2 separate regions of the Homo sapiens genome follow, and region 2 is linked to region 1. Evidence: chromatin loops called from intact Hi-C (ENCODE). Cell type or tissue: heart left ventricle. All regions are shown on one strand. Each heading gives the region's core, and the rest is flanking DNA. Links, peaks and the distances in the headings are about the cores only. Region 1 has its middle 9.8 kb from the start of HEBP2. Region 2 overlaps ARFGEF3 (ARFGEF family member 3).

Region 1 (5,380 bases), core at 176-5,175:
TTTATTCTATGCAGTATTGTAGTAGGTGTTGCTGGGTGATAGGGTTTGGCTCTGTGTCCCCACTCAAATCTCATTTTGAATTGTAATCCCCACATGTCCGGGGAAGGGCCTGGTGGGAGGTGATTGGATCATGGGAGTGGACTTGCCCCTTGCTGTTCTCGTGATACTAAGTGAGTTCTCACGAGATCTGGTTGTTTGAAAGTGTGTGGCACTTCCACCTTCACTATCTGTCTCCTATTCCGCCATGGTAAGACGTGCTTGCTTCCCCTTCACCTTTTGCCATGATTGTAAGTTTTCTGAGGCCTCCTAACCATGCTTCCTATAAAACCTGCAGATCTATGAGTCAATTAAACCTCTTTTCTTCACAAATTACCCAGTCCCAGGTAATTCTTCACAGCAGTGTGAGAACGGACTAATACAATGGGTTTTATCAACAAATAGTATTTGATTTTGGCCTTTCTGGGGTCATCCATGCACTCATAACATAGTTAAATATCTGGTCTTTTCTTTTTTTTAAAGACAGGGCCTCACTATGTTGCCCAAGTTGGAGTGCAAGCATAATGTTATTTTTAAAAATAACATTGTGATTGGCACAATCCCAGAGCACTACAGCCTTGAACTGCTGTGCTCAAGGGATCCTCCTACCTCAGCCTCCTGAGTAGCCAGGACTACAGCTGCATGCCACCGCTCTCAGCAGTTACCTGGTTATCTGGTCCCCCTATAGTTACCACTGTCTCATATGTGATAACTGTAAAATGGGTAGCAACTTGGTATTCTAACAAGAAATTTAGTCTTTTCTTTTGGCTGGCTTCTCCTTCAGTTTTGACGAGAATTAGAATACCCATTAATGATTTAGGCACAAAGCCACCTGTGAAGCGCCTCCTACACTGAGCACTTTACTCTGTGCCTGATCCATAATTGCATGATAAATGTTGAATGAATGCCAGTCATAGAATTTGGCAGACACATAGATAGGAATTGAGTGTTTTTAGGAACACCTGAGAACCACCTTTCTTATCTGCCACAGAAAATGAAGAGACACTGAGTTGTGGGGTTGAGGATAAAAAAGCTAAAGTCTAAACCTGGAAATGCTTTTAAAAATTAAAATACCAATTTTAATCAGAGTGAGGCTTGATATAACTTCTAAGTTTGTTGGAGGTGTTTATGAAAAAAGAGAGGCTCATCCATACTGATTTTAAAAGGTTTATGCTTTGAAGTTAAAAATAGATGACCAAATATATCACAACTAGATAGCTCACATTCTCAAAAGCACTTAAAAGGAACTAATCTTTGATGCAGCTAAGGTAAAATGTTTCTAATAGATCACTTGATGAAAGACCATTTCCCAAAAATTTAGGGCTGCTAAGATGTTTCTTTGAACTATTACATGTGGGGTTTTCACTGTTGCAGTAGAATTATTGTATTCTTCCTTTCTTTTTTCTTTTTCTTTTCTTTTCTTTTTGGAAATAGGGTCTTGCTGTATCACCCAGGCTGGAGTGCAGTGGCACGATCCTGGGCTCAAGCAATCCTCCCATATCAGCCTTCAGAGTAGCTGGGACTATAGGCACACACCACCATGGCTGGCAATTTCTTTAAAAATTTCTTTTAGCAATGGGGTCTTTAACTCCTGGGCTCAAGTGATCCTCCAGCCTCAGCCTCTCAAAGTGCTGGGATTACAGGTGTGAGCCACCATGCTTGGCCTGCATTATTTCTTTATTAAGATAAAGAATTAGTAGGAATTGGACTTGACTCCCTAATGACTGAGAACATAGGTGTTACAGAGGTTCAGTGTCCAACTTCCCAGAAGAGGAGTTCCTCTGCCTGCACCTTTAACAGATCTGCAAACTAGTCAGTTCTCAGCCTGCTCGTAAGTCCTGCATAATGGTCTCCCTAGGTTGTTCTACAGTTGAGTGTCTACATGTGCACAATGAGACCCAGGCACAGAAGAGATAAGTAACAGATTAAAAATTGCCTCCAAGCTCATGCGTGTTGGCTCACACCTGCAATCCCAGCACTTTAGGAGGCTGAGACAGGAGGGTCACTTGAGCCCAGGAGTTTGATACCAGCCTAAGCAACATAATGAGACCATGTCTCTACAAAAATTTTTTTTTTAAAAATTTAGCTGGGCATGGTGGCTGAGCCTATAGTCCCAGCTACTAGTGGGGCTGAGGTGGGAAGATCACTTGAGCCCTGGAGGTCAAAGATGCAGTGAGCCATGATCACACCACTCGAGCTTCGGTGATAGAGCAAGACCCTGTCAAAAAAAAAAAAAAAAAAAAAAATCCACTACCATGGAGAAAAGGTTTAGTAGTAATGCCTGAGTAATGAGACGAGTAACATCTCATCTTCTGGATCAGTGCCTCTCAAGCTATCTGCAATGAAAGATCCTTTATATATTTTTAAAATTTCCAGTTCATCTTAAACCAACATGAGTGTCTACTGCACAGGACCATGTGCAGCTCATACTATAGGCTACTGAACCCACAAGTTCTGTAGTAATTTAATTGGTCTATACCAATATCAGTGAGATGAGTCCACTGATCACATGCATGGATTTTGTAAAAAATAAGTTGCTATAAATGTCTCTAAACATGAAACCAGCCCAACTGTGCCATAGAACTGATGTTCATGGTTTCTTTTGAATAAACATAGAAATTGGCCCAGTCTTAAAACTTTAGAAAGTTATCTTTGTTTTATTTGAGTTCCTTTCTCAGGAAACCAACCGTCAGGCCTCCCAGATAGTATCAAGGAACTGAAACTTACAAGATCATTGCATCATTGCATCTGGCCAGTGAGGCCAGACCCCTTACCCTTCATGATTGTCTAACCGACCACTTGCCTCTTGTTAACCAACTCCTCTTCCTTACCCCTTCCTAACTCCTGTTTTCCCACACATAGTTATATTTCTTCCCTGCTATATACACCGCTAATTTTAGTTGGTTGGGGATTTGAGACAGATCTCTCATCTCTTCAGCTGCAGCAGCTGAGTAAAGACTTCTTCCCTGCCAATACTTGTCTCAGTGATTGGCTTTCTGTTTGGTGAGCCATGGGACTTAGATGGAACCCCTGGCATTTTAGTAACAAATGCTTACTCTCAACTTCTCTTATTATCTTATCTCAGACTGTCAACAAGTAGCCTGTGAGCCAGCATCAGTTCATGGACCATGCCTCGAAGAACACTAATTTAGATGACTATCCCTGTCTCCTGTCCAACTGAAACCTGATTCAGCCTTTCCAATCATTGCAGTACTTTTGGGGTTGATTCTCTGGATACTTAGCTTGTATTTATACTTAAGGAAGACTATTGTGTATTAACATGGATTATATGATATTATTTTATAGTCTATACTCATCATTTTCATTGCCATACATTTAAATATATAAAATTATATTTTACTTGGTTTTATTATTTGCTTATTTAATATTTAGAAATGTGTTTTTTTTCCAGGTTCACATGATGACCTGACATTATTAGCTTCTTCAGGCATTAGGACTTAATGGATGAGGTACAGATAGGCTGGAATCCATGAATGTTGCTTTCACAGCTAGAGTTTCTTTAGACATTCACTTAAAGTATAGGACAATCAAAGTCATACCCTTTTTTGTGGCTAGTACACAATTCATTCTACTTGTGAGAGTGTTAAGTGTTGGGATGTTGTTAATACCAGTGAACAGGAATTGGGCATCAGTTTCTGGACTGCCATGATTTTAGTCTCACCACAGTCATAAAATCTGTAGCCTGCGTCCTTCAACATGGGCAGCCACCCTCCACCAGGTCAGAAGAGGGTGCTCTGCTTGGCTTAAACCCACATGTAAGAATCTGGGTTTCCATCTGACCTCTGCCACTTTCTGGCCCTGGGCATGAGATTCAGCCTCACCAAATCTCTTTCTTCATTGGTACAAATGGCTGGTATTCATCACATACAATTTTGAGGATTCTAAGAGGAAATGCTCAGTTATCGCTTAGCCCAATATTTTGCATGTTGTGTCCCCATAAATGATAGTTGTGAGTATGATTTTTTGTGAATGAAAACTCTGGGCCATTTCATTAAGCCCTGAGATCCATTAATTGAACTCTCCTGGTCCTCTGCCCATTAGCTTCTCCAGGCATGAGAACTTTGTGGATGACGTACAGAAAGGTTGGAATCCATTTGTATTGCTCTCACAGCTAGAGTTCCCTTAGACCTTCACTTGACGTAGAGGACACTCCATTTGCAATAGTTGCTCTGTCCTTAAGGCAGATGTGTGTTTGAACACTGGATTGTCCCAATAAACCTCTGAAGTAGATCCTATTAGTATGATAAAGGAATAAATAAATAATGAATAATTTAGAGCCAAGAAGATTCAATGACATATGTTCTTATATGTTCTGCATATAGAAGAAAACTTATTAACATCACTTTATAACTTATTGTTATGATGGCATTAGCAAAATGGGAGAAAATAAGGGAATGAAAGTCTGGCTAGGACCACTGAATGTGTGTTGGGGAGGAAAGAGAAATTAATTCTTATTTTCTCTGAAAAAACATCCAATTTCTTGTTTCCTTGTCTGAATTTTGCTTACATTGAATCAGGATAACCTGCTTCCCAGGGCTACATTGTGACTATTGCAGGCCTAAGGCACTTTTGCCTTCGTGGTTTCCTTCCTCCACGTGAAACTTATAAAATATACAAATTACATTTTATGACTGTATTGGTGTAAAGATGAATATAATCTTTGATCCCAAGAGTTTTTTTTTCTTCTGATTTTAAAATAAATTAAAACATTTTCATGGGACCCTAAAGGTAAGGTGAGCTTTGGGGATGGTGCCTGGTGTGCCTGATTGGCCCTGGTCCTACCACAAGCAATTCGGATGTTTTAGTTTCCTTATGAGAGAGTGAGAGTGCTTGATGTATAACATGGGTTGGTAAATACAGATAGGAGCTGATACTTGCTCTGTCCTTAGGCAGATGTGTGTTTTAACATTGGATTGTCCCAACAACCCTCAGATCCTAGTAATATGATAAAGGAACCAATAAATAATGAACAATGTAGAGAAAGGAAGATTCAGCACTTCAAATCAGAATATTTAATTTTTTCTCCAATTTGTTCAGAATCCAGTAGACGAAGAATGCAAATATTGGCCCTTCAAAACATCCAACTATGTGCATTGTATAAAAACTTGGAGGGGCCGGGTGCAGTGGCCCATGCCTGTAATCCCGGCACTTTAGGCTGTAATCCCAGCCGAGGCAGGTGGATCATGAGGTCAAGAGATGGAGATCATCTTGGCCAACATGGTGAAACCCCATCTCTACTAAAAATATAAAAATTATCTGGCCATGGTGGCACATGCCTGTAGTCCCAGCTACTTGGGAGGCTGAGGCATGAGAATCCCTTGAA
Region 2 (5,380 bases), core at 234-5,233, 100 kb after region 1:
CTCCCTGTGCCCGTGCCGGGGGTCTGGGACACAGTGACCAAACACTGAAGAGGTAAGTGAGGTGGAACTGTGTGTGATTGGTGACCAAAAGCACTTTCAACCTCAGGAAGTACCACCAAACAGTTGAGGCGATTGGTGATTTTCCCTCTTCACCCTCGCATGGTTGTTGGGCATCAATAAGTAACACATGCATGTGGGATTTTTGAAAACAGCCATAATCATAATAGAGGATTTTTACCATTTTCCAAGCTCCGCTCCAGGTGCATCAAGTTACTAATTAATTTACCCTCACAACTACACGGTGACAGAATTACTTTTAAAAAATGACCCTATTTTACCAATGGAGAAGCCAGGCAGGGCCCAGGGAGGTGAGGTTGCCTGAGATCCCAGAGTAAGCGCAGCGCTTTGACCCCAGGTGGCCTACCTCAGACCCTCCAGTGTTAGTAGAAAACGTTTCATTCCAAGTATGGATGTAATGGTAGAGAGAACTAAGCTTGAAAAAGATGGAAGAGATTTAAGTGATTGGCTAACAAATGGGTCGTCCCTGGCATGACTGAAACCAGATGGATGTGGGTGTCGCCTGGTAAGCAGGCTCCCGGGGCGTGGGAGGCCGGCGCCGCGCACCTGTCGGCTTGCGTGGAGAGGGTGAGCACCACCTTGGCCGCGCTGCTCCCGCTCATGAGGCTCCCGCCGCGGAAGTCGGAGGCCCGACCCCGGCTGCCTTCCCGGACGAGGTCCTGGATGGACAGGGGCTGGACGACAGGGGCCGTGCTCAGGGAGCGCCCCTGCTCCGGGCTGTGCTCGGGGGGCGAGCCCTCACACTCGGGGTCCCCAAGGAGGCCAGCGCTTCCAGTGGCCTTCTGGGGCTGGCTGATGGTCAGAGGGGGCTGCGAGGCACCATCGCTGAAGTGGTTGTGCTCCAGGGTGCCCACGTATTCACACACCCTAGAAAGAGCACAGACAAGCAGCTGTTAGGCGCTGCAGCTCACCCCGGCAGCTCCATAAACCCCACAGTGCCAGACAAAGGAAATGCAGCCAGCTCTGCAAGCTCCCCAGCTTTCCTCTTTCCTGTGATGACAGTCAGTCCTTCCCTCCTGTGTTCTCATGTCACACAGCATTATTATTAGTAGTATTTGAGTTGGACCAGACAGCCTTGAAATGGGTAAAGGATTATTTGGGTTCTCCCACCCCAGGCTGGGAGAAAGACGGGCAATGAAGCCCAGTTCATCCAGTCCCCCTGCCTCATCCGGCTTACTGGCTTATCTGCCCTCCTGCTGTTTGAGCCATTTTTCCCCAGGCACCCTCTTTCCCTCCATATAGTGCTCTGATTAGGAGTTGGGAAGCGTTTCCCTACGATGGGATCCCAGAATGGCTATACCTATGACGGAGAGGCCAACTAGCCACAGTGGGTTCTGCCCAGCCACGTCCTGCCTGGTCCCGACGGCGCCACATAACTCAAGTCTGGGTGGGGTGGGTGGCGGCCGGGTGGGAGGGCAGTCACCGAATTATGGCAGACACAGAGAAGGGTCACCACATGTGCTACAACTGCCAACTCCTAAATGGTTTGTTCCCAACAGAACCTGGGACGAAGATGGTTCGCAAGGTCCCTCATCTCGGAGTAAGTCTGTTTACTGGTAAAGAGCATCATGGATAATCCACTCTGATGTTCTAGAATCAAGGAATTTTTCAATCCCTTACCCGCTGCTTGTGTACCAGGAGAGCCTTTTTATTTTCTTTTTTCTTTTCTTTTCTTGTTAGAGCAATAAAGAGCAGCAGGTCAGCAGCCTTCATAATAGAACCATTTTGCTCAACAAACACTCATGGCTATATTTGCTTTGAAGACGTGAAACTGAACCCAGCTCTGGCTGGTGCCCTGGGCCATTGGCCATTGCCCTGGCCACTCTTGCCCCATGCCTGCTCTGCCTAGACCTGGGTTTGGAGTGAGTGTGAGGCATGTGCTGCAGAGAAGGAGAAGGAACAGTGTGGCCAGCCCCCGCCCTGTTCCATGGGCAGTGCTCCTTCCACGGTACTGGGTCTGTCCTGATGCAATGCTTGGGGAGACGTGCTTTCAGTCTTAGTTGTAAGAGGACTTGGACTCTGGAGCTATTGCTGGTTTTCATCTTACAGGCACTGTGCACTATATAACTCACTGGGAGTTTCTTTTCACTTTGATGCTACAATGCTTAGAGCTAAATTTTTGGCCTGTCTTTGGCAGAGGTGTACGATTTTTTGTTTTGTTTTGTTTTGTTTCAGTCTAGCTAAATTAAAAGTAGGTATCTTGTATTTTATGTATGCAAATAAGCTATCTGAAATCCTTCTTTAAGTAAAGAGGACATTGATAAACATATAGCAATGTAATATTGAGGAGACATGACCAGTTTTAGATTTGCACAGTATTCACTTAGTCATCTCAATCAATTATTTAATTGGTTTTTCTTCCTTCCTTCTCTCATAAAAATGTCAATAGAAAAGTCACAATTCCTCAGACCCAGTTCTGTCCCCTGTTCTTCAAAACATACATTCAGTTGGGCCCTTATTCCCTCTTCTCTTTTCACGTCTCATTTGAAGTTTAATCAAACTCTGTGAATTGTTATAATTGATTTACATGCTGGCAGGCTCTTAAGGCCACCCCTCTCCACCTGCCACAGCCCACTCCAGGTTTCCCAAGGCAGGGTTAGTGCCATCTGGGGGTGGGAGCCCGTCATGCACCTGAACACGTGTGGCCAGCAGTCCGGGTTGTGGCTTCCCATCTCCAGGCCTACGCTGAGGATGGCCTCCATGCACAAGACGTGGGCAGTGTGCAGCCACACCCCCTGCACCTTCCCAATCTGCTCCAGTTTCTGCTCCACTTTTAGTTTCACTGTGCCAGAAAGACATTTATTAAAATAACAGGTTGAGTAAGGGAGACAGAAAGAATGAAAATGAAAGAATGTGTGTCATGCAAGGGCAAAAGGGAAAGGACAGACTTCAGTGGCAGCAAGCACCTCCACAGTAGGTCCTTGCGGACCATCATGCAAACCACCCAGCCAGCAGGTCCCACGTGCTGGTGGCCCCAGCTCTCCAGCTCCAGAAGTGGGATGGATCCTGAGCTGGCAGGTGCCATTCCTTCCAGGCCCTTTCATGGGCTCTGGGTCAGGCACAGCAGTGTGGATGGGTTTCATGAGCCAATTCCAGCTAAAACCATCTGGGCCCAGACCTTTCACCCTTCCCAAAAATTGGTCAAATGGAAGAATTCCTGGCTTTCTGCAAGTTTTCTCTGAGATTATTGTAATGTTAGGCTCTCATTATGATCATCATCTCTAAAACAACTTATTTACGTATATTTTGAGCACCAGAATGACTGCTCTATCACTGAAAATGACCAATTTCATTTCATCCCTTGAGTTTGTATTTGTGAGCTCCAAATAATACTTTAAAAAATTGTAGCCTGGGTGTGGTGGCTCACATCTGTAATCCCAGCACATTGGGAGGCCAAGGCAGGTGGATCACCAGAGGTTGGGAGTTCGAGACCAGCCTGAACAACATGGAGAAACTCTGTCTCTACTGAAAATACAAAATTAGCCGGGCATGGTGGCACATGCCTGTAATCCCAGCTACTCAGGAGGCTGGGGCAGGAGAATAGCTTGAACCTGGGAGGCGGAGATTGCAGTAAGCCGAGATGGTGCCATTGCTCTCCAGCCTGGGCAACAAGAGTGAAACTCGGTCTCAAAAGAAAAAAAAAATTGTAGATGACTAATGAGAAAGAATGCAGAAGGTGACTTCAGATGTCAGTAATGCAAAATGCTAAGGCAAGGCCAAACCACAGTGTCCTCCTTGAACAAAGGTTTCAAGTCATTGCATGTGGTAGGATAACTAAGTGATGGTCCAGAACCCAGAAATATAGCAAGCCAACCTCAAAGGAATCCAAACCATCTCCTAATGTAAGGAGCAAAGTGATTTTTAGCAAAACATCATTTGTCTCATAAATGTGATACTAATTTTATTTATTTATTTGAGATGGTGTCTCACTCTGTTACCCAGGCTGGAGTGCAGTGGCTTCATCTTGGTTCACTGCAACCTCTCCCAGGTTCAAGCAATTGTCCTGCCTCAGCCTCTGAAGTAGCTGGGATTACAGGCACCCACCACCACGCCCAGCTAATTTTTGTATTTTTTAGTAGAGACGGGGTTTCTTTCACCATGTTGGCCAGGCTGGTCTCAAACTCCTGACCTCAAATGATCCGCCCACCTTAGCCTCCCAAAGTGCTGGGATTACAAGTGTAAGCCACTGCGCCTGGCTGTTTTATCTATTTTTTTGAGATAGGGTCTCACTCTGTCACCCAGGCTAGAGTGCAATGGAATGATTATTGCTCACTGCAGCCTGAACCTCCCCAGGCTCAGGTGATCCTCCCACCTCAGCCTCCCGAGTAGCTGGGACTACAGGCACATGCCACCATGCCTGGCTAATTTCTGTATTTTTAGTAGAGACAGGGTTTTGCTATGTTGCCCAGGCTGGTCTTGAACTCCTGGGCTCAAGTGATCCGCTTTCCTCGACCTCTCAAAGTACTGGGATTACAGGCGTAAGCCACTGTGCCCGGCCTTAATCTTATTTTTTATTTGTTTTTAATCTGAATATCGTGGTCTTGGTTTTGTGGTTTTTTTTTTAAAGAACTGTGAATGTAAGGATTTTTATGTAGTTCATGGTTGTAAAATACTTAAGTAAAATTGTGAGACTCCTTTTTCAGTTAACGCTGGGGATCTGTGAGAGCGATTTTGTTTTCAAATGGGTCTCTAAATTTTATTCAAGTCTGAGAAACACGGACCTAAATTGTGTTTCTCAGCTAAAAATGTACAGCTGACTCAGTGACTTGTTACTGTACATATCTGATAGTAGTTACACAATTTGGACCAAGCTGGCATTTTTCCTTTTGTTTGCTGCCTGCCTTGTATCTTCTGTTGCTACCAGGATGGTCATTCTTTTCCCTTAGATCCAGATAATCATCAGCTTCACCGACTCACTGATTTCATCAAGTTAAAAATCAGCCATTTCTCGAGTTCACAAAGCTCAGATTTTTCTCTGATAAGAGCCTCTTCTTCCTGAGCCTCCCCTCATGAATTTTCTTCGTCTGCTTAATTTCCCCTTTAGAAAACTGGCCAATCTGCCTTCCCCACTATAACCCGAAGGGTCTTCAAGTGTGCACTTGTGTGAAGTGCCAAAGCCAGTGACTAGATGACAGGTGTGAACAGTTCAGCCAGGTGGGTCCCCCTGGGCCTGCTGCACTTTCCTTGCCACCAGGGGTCAGTATGTCTCTCATTCTCCAGAGAGATCTTCTGTAGGTCACCTACATGGAAGAGACCCAAGCCTGTGGCTCAATGGGATCTCGTGATCAGTGGTGTATACATA

Evidence for each region. Hi-C counts contacts between places; a loop is a spot of excess contacts. Peaks named below come from ENCODE experiments on the same cell type or tissue, not always from the same donor. Only the 100,000 strongest peaks of a DNase experiment are listed, where the experiment ranks them.
Region 2: it touches region 1 in a loop (2.2-fold over the local background); 33 of 110 quality-filtered maps call a loop at or near these places.

Annotation. Positions count from the first base shown.
Region 1 is chr6:138,391,700-138,397,079 of GRCh38, reverse strand. No RefSeq gene overlaps it. Among named protein-coding and RNA genes, the nearest start is that of HEBP2, 9.8 kb to the left of the region's middle. In heart left ventricle, for the core only: no CTCF peak of the experiment used is centred there; no DNase peak of the experiment used is centred there; H3K27ac peaks cover 553 bases.
Region 2 is chr6:138,287,298-138,292,677 of GRCh38, reverse strand. It overlaps ARFGEF3 (ARFGEF family member 3), which reads right to left. Exons shown (of 34, transcript NM_020340.5): 18 at 2,710-2,860; 19 at 625-945. Among named protein-coding and RNA genes, the nearest start is that of PBOV1, 71 kb to the right of the region's middle. RefSeq lists an enhancer at 5,231-5,380. In heart left ventricle, for the core only: a CTCF peak has its summit at 2,671 (motif pointing left); a DNase peak (open chromatin) is centred at 2,717.